Regions from separate parts of the Homo sapiens genome. Here region 1 is linked to region 2. Evidence: read pairs that join two places in POLR2A ChIA-PET (ENCODE). Cell type or tissue: Panc1. All regions are shown on one strand. Each heading gives the region's core, and the rest is flanking DNA. Links, peaks and the distances in the headings are about the cores only.

Region 1 (2,918 bases), core at 199-2,698, 68 kb after region 2:
TGGACTTGACAAGTCAGGTCTTCCCCGAGTTCCAGCACTTCAGTTCCCCACGAGGAGGCCCAGAGACTAATAAAGCCCAAATAGTTAAAATCTCCAGAATCAGCAAATCCACACAGAAGACCTTACATCATCCGGCTCTGCGGGCTTCAGCTTCAGTGGCCGGTGTGGAGCGCTTTTCAATTGTCTCCATTCAGTTCCTCAAGTGGATCTCGTATGCCGAATGAGATCTTTATCATTTGTCACAGGGGTGATGCATGCTGGGCCTGCTACCGTGGAGTCAGTCCTGGCTGCATAAAGACATCAGCAGCTCGACAAGGCTCTCTCAGCCCCTGCCCTGTGCTGCTGTCTGGGCTGAGGATGCCAGAGCTCCCATGTCATTCACCTGTCCTGGAATGGGGCTGCCTCTTTTCTCATTTTAGCTACGCCCCTCCCAGTGTCAAAGTCAGAACCTCAGAGAAGCGATTTGGTCAGACTGGGTTCATCACAATTCAGCAAGTGGTTATTGATAGGTAGTGGACAGATCCGTGGGTCTGGGGGCTGGTCTCAGCTCTGCCACTTGCTGCCAAGTGCCCTCGGGCACATCGTTAGAGCTCTCCAATAGAAATGGAAATGAGAAAACCTCCCAGGATTCTTGAGAGGATGAAATGAACTAGAGAAAGCAGAGACCTAGGCAAGTCCATGACCGGTTCAGAATAGCATGTCCTGTCTCTAGCAAAATCCACACTATTAAGACATTTGACACAGGCCAGGCATGGTGGCTCACACCTGTAATCACAACAATTTGGGAAGCTGAGGTGGGAGGATGGTTTGAAGCAAGGAGTTCAGAACCAGCCTGGGCAATATAGCAAGACCCATTCTCTACCAAAAAAAAAAAAAATACAAAAAATAAAATTAGCTGGGTGTGGTGGCTCAAGCCTGTAATCCCAGCCCTTTGGGAGGCTGAGGTGGGAGGATGGTTTGAAGCAAGGAGTTCAAGACAAGCCTGGGCAACATAGCAAGAACCCATCTCTACAAAAAATTACAAAAAAATAAAATTAGCTGGGCATGGTGGTGAACACCTGTATTCCTGGCTACTTGGGAGGCTGAAACAGGAGGATCACTTGATCCCAGGAGTTTGAGGCTGCAGTGAGCTATGATCATGCTACTGCACTCCAGCTTGGGTGAAAAAGTGAGACCCTCTTTTGAAAAACAAACAAACAAAAAAAGACTTGTGACATAATATAGCAGTATTGATAAAAATACTTATGGACACAACAATTTGAATGTATGAAAAACCACTTGAACTATACACTTAAAATGGTTAAAATGTAAATTTTATGAGGTATTTTATACCTTTTATTTATTAAGAGACAGTCCCTCTATATTGCCCAGGCTAAACTCAAAGTCTTGAGCTCAAGCTATATTTCTGCCTCAGCCTCCTGAGTAGCTGGGACAATAGTTATGTGCCATCTTGCCTGGCATACACCATGATTTTTAAAAAGAACAATCACTTACTGAACAGTTATTACTTATGATTTTTGTTTTTGTTTTTGTTTTTTTTGAGACATGGTCTCACTCTGTCACCTAGGCTGGAGTGCAGTGGTGCGATCTTGGCTCACTGCGACCTCTGCTTCCTGGGTTCAAGCAATCCTCCTGCCTCAGCCTCCTAAACGGCTGGGAGTACAGGCACCCAACACCACATCTGGCTAATTTTTGTATTTTTGGTAAAGATAGGGTTTTGCCATGTTGGCCAGGCTGGTCTTGAATTCCTGACCTCAAGTGATCCACCTACCTTGGCCTCCCAAAATGCTGGAATTACAGGTGTCAGCCACCATGCCTGGCCCAATTATTACTTTTTTTTTTTTTTTTGATGGCGTCTTGCTCTGTCACCCAGGATGGAGTCTGGTGGTGTGATCTCGACTCACTGCAACCTCCACTTCCCAGGTTCAAGTAATTCTCCTGCCTCAGCCTCCCTAGTAGCTGGGACTACAGGCGTGCGCCATCACGCCCGGCAAATTTTTTGTATTTTTAGTAGAGACAGGGTTTCACCATGTTGGCCAGGCTGGTCTTGAACTCCGGAGCTCAGGCAATCCACCGACCTCAGCCTCCCAAAGTGCTGGGATTACAGGCATGAGCCACCGCACCTGGCCCAATTATTACTTTTAAATGGCAAAAACCGCAATTACTTTTGCACCAACCTAATACTCTGTGCTAGGTGTTTCACCTGTATTTAATCCTCCAAGAACTCCATCAGGTGGAAGACATTATGTCCAATTTAAAGATGAGGAAATGATTCCCAAGCAGCCACCCAAACTGGCAAGCAGCAGAGTTGGGGTTCAAACTATGTCCATCCGACTCCTAAATCCACACTTTAACCTTGACATTTTAATGTCTTTTTTGCCAAAAGGTGGTATTGTTGGGTTCCTATTCAGTCCATCAGAGAAGCAGCTCCATTCATACATGCAGTCATCTGACTTCAGTGAGTACCTGATCGGTGCCAGGGACTACGTTAGCTTCGAAGGAGACAAAGATGAATGACACCCTAAGGGTACTCCTATCATAGGCTAAGGCAGCAAACAGGCAGGGGAATAAACACAATAATGAGTCCTTTAGGAGCCGAGAGAGTTGTAAACAGAGAACCAGGAGGAGGGAAGTCTTCACAAAGAAAGGAACATCTGAGTTGAATTTTGTTTTATGTTGTTTTTTGTTTCGAGACAGAGTCTCCCTCTATCATCCAGGTTGAGTGCAGTGGCGTGATCTTGGCTCACTGCAACCTCCCTGGTTCAAGCAATTCTCCTGCTTCAGCCTCCTGAACAGCTGGGACTACAGGTAAGCATCACCACGCCCAGCTAATATTTTTTATTTTTAGTAGAGACGAGGTTTCACCATGTTGGCTAGGCTGGTCTCGAACTCCTGGCCTTAAGTGATCTGCCCACCTC
Region 2 (2,918 bases), core at 249-2,748:
CATCAGATCTCGTGAGACTTACTCACTACCACCAGAACAGTATGGGGGAAACTGCCCCCATGATTCAATTACCTCCCATTGAGTTCCCCCACAACACATGGGAATGATGGGAGCTACAATTCAAGACAAGATTTGGGTGGAGACACAGCCCAACCATATCACCTAGCCTACTTTAAACAAGCTCAGAACACTTATATTAACCTACAGTTGGGCAAAATCATCTAACACAAAGCCTATTTTATAATAAAGTGTTGAATATCTCATGTTTATTGAATGCTGTACTAACAGCAAAAAGCAGAATGGCTGTATGGGTACTTGAAGTACAGTTTCTACTGAATGCATGTTACTTTTGCACCATCATAAAGTTGAAAAATTATAAGTTGAGCCATTGTAAATTGAGGATCATCTGTATGCAACCCTGTGAACTTTAGTAATGAGGGTATTTCCCTCTTTGCCCCTTCTTCTGAGCCACTGACAATAATGATATACAACTTTGTGGGTATGCATTTTGGGTAGTGATTTTATTTTATTTTATTTTATTTTTGAGATGGAGTCTCACTCTGTGGCCAGGCTGGAGTGCAGTGGCGCGATCTCGGCTCCCTGCAACCTCTGACTCCTGGGTTCAACCAATTCTCCTGTCTCAGCCTCCCAAGTAGCTGGGACTACAGGTGCGTGCCACCATGCCCAGCTAATTTTTGTATTTTTAGTAGAGACAGGTTTTCACCATGTTGGCCAGGATGGTCTCGATCTCTTGACCTTGTGATCTGCCCACCTAGGCCTGCCAGAGTGCTGGGATTACAGGAGCGAGCCACCATGCCTGGCCTGTTATCTTTTATTTTAACATTTTTCCTAGCTTTATTTTTACTTTATCCCCATTTCTTTGATTTGCATTTTTATTTTGTTGTATTGAGGTATGTATATAAGCGCCATTCTACTTCTTTGTTGAAATGTAGTGGGACATCATGATAAAATAAACACATACCTACGTGCATATTCCAACTAGCATATATTAAATACATAGTTACATACAAGGTAGCTGCTAGGGTCTTAAGGAAATAGAGATGAACAAGTTATGGTCCTTGTCCTTGAAGGATTTACAGTTTTGCCAATGAAACAGATGTTAAGTACATTGCCACAATCCACAGGCCCAAATAACAACTACTACGTTGTGGGTTAAGTAGTAAGAGAGGTATGTTTAAAGTGCTCTGGATAAGCCAGAGAGAATGCATAGAAAGACCACATAGAGACAGGAGGAGATGCCTGAGGACCCCCAGCTATTTTAGCTCCCCACTGTTTAGGTCTCTTCAGCATCAATCTCTGGACAGCTTCTGGACAGGTGAGTGAGCAATTGTCTTAGTCTGTGTTCTGCTACTATAACAGAATATCATAGACTGGGTAATTTCTAGAGAAAAGAAATTTATAAAGAAAAGAAATTGGCCGGGCGCGGTAGTTCACACCTGTAATCCCAGTACTTTGGGAGGCCGAGGTGGGCGGATCATGAGGTCAGGAGATCGAGACCATCCTGGCTAACACCGTGAAACCCCATCTCTACTAAAAAAAATACAAAAAGTTAGCCAGGCGTGGTGGTGGGTGCCTGTAATCCCAGGTACGCAGGAGGCTGAGGCAGGAGAATGGCGTGAACCCAGGAGGCGAAGCTTGCAGTGAGTGGAGATGCGCCACTGCACTCCAGCCTGGGAGACAGAGATTCTGTCTCAAAAAAAAAAAAAAGAAAGAAAAGAAATTTATTTCTTACAGTTCTAGAGGCTGGGAAGTCCAATATCAGGGTGCCAGTGTCTGGCAAGGGCCTTCCTGCTGCATCATAACATGGTGGAGGGCATCACATGATGAAAGGGCAAGAATATGTGTGTCAGCTCAGGCCTCTCCTCCTCTGCTCATAAAGCCACCAGTCCCATCATGGGGGCTGCACCCTGATGACTTTATCTAATCCTAATTACCTCCTAAAGGCCCCACATCCAAATACCATCAACATATGAACTTGGAGATCTAAGTTTCCAGTACATGAAATTTGGGGGACACATTCAAACCATGCAGTAATCCTTCAGGTGATTCCAGCCCCAGCCTGAAGTGGAGCCAGAGGGCATCCCCCAAGCTCTGCACAAATTACAGACTTGTGAATAAAGTACATGTTGTTTTAAGCTAAAAACTGAAAAGATTTTAAAAAGTGCTATGAGGACCCAGTGAAGGAGCAAATAAGTCTGCAGGGCAGAGAGACAGGAAGAAGAGTGGGAAAAGCTCCAGAGATTGTTAGGCTGTGGCCACATGTGAGGTTCAGGGCATTCGCTCACTTGAAAAGATATGCCAAATTGTGTGTACGTGTCTGTGCATTCTTTTTTTTGAGAAAAGGGCCTGTTACTCTCAGCAGATTCTCAGAGATGTTCATAATCCACAAAGGGTCGCATCTATTGCCTTGAAAGGATCAGAGACAATTGCCAGGACGACAAAGAATGGAAAAAGAGCTGCAAAGCTATCAAGGCATTGGAGTCTGGTTTGGCAAAAACATAGGTTAGGCCTGACTGGAGATTCACATTTACTCACTTAATCATTCTTTCGTTCAACAAATAATTTACTGAACACCTAGTGCAGATCAGGCATTGTGCTGGGCATCTGAAACACAATGGGGAACATGATCGTTTGTCCTTTTCAAGAACTCGCAGGCTCCAGACACTTCCCCAGAAGGTTTTCCTAATCCCCAAATCCCTTCCCACTGTTCTATAAAATGAGTCTGTCATTCCTCCTCTAAGTGTTTTGGGTTCCATTTTCTTCTCTCCTGGCAACCGAAACCCTTAGAGGGTTTACATATATATATATATTTTTTTATTTTTATTTTTTAGACAGAGTCTCACTCTGTCACCCAGGCTGGAGTGCAGTGACACAATCTCGGCTCACTGCAAACTCCA

What was found. Peaks named below come from ENCODE experiments on the same cell type or tissue, not always from the same donor. Only the 100,000 strongest peaks of a DNase experiment are listed, where the experiment ranks them.
Region 1: POLR2A ChIA-PET joins it to region 2 with 5 read pairs; 11 of 35 experiments call an interaction of 5 or more read pairs at or near these places.

What each region holds. Positions count from the first base shown.
Region 1 is chr12:116,499,703-116,502,620 of GRCh38, reverse strand. No RefSeq gene overlaps it. Among named protein-coding and RNA genes, the nearest start is that of LINC02457, 15 kb to the left of the region's middle. In Panc1, for the core only: no CTCF peak of the experiment used is centred there; no DNase peak of the experiment used is centred there; H3K27ac peaks cover 2,090 bases.
Region 2 is chr12:116,567,679-116,570,596 of GRCh38, reverse strand. All of the region lies in intron 1 of MAP1LC3B2 (microtubule associated protein 1 light chain 3 beta 2), which reads right to left. Among named protein-coding and RNA genes, the nearest start is that of MAP1LC3B2, 9.8 kb to the right of the region's middle. In Panc1, for the core only: no CTCF peak of the experiment used is centred there; no DNase peak of the experiment used is centred there.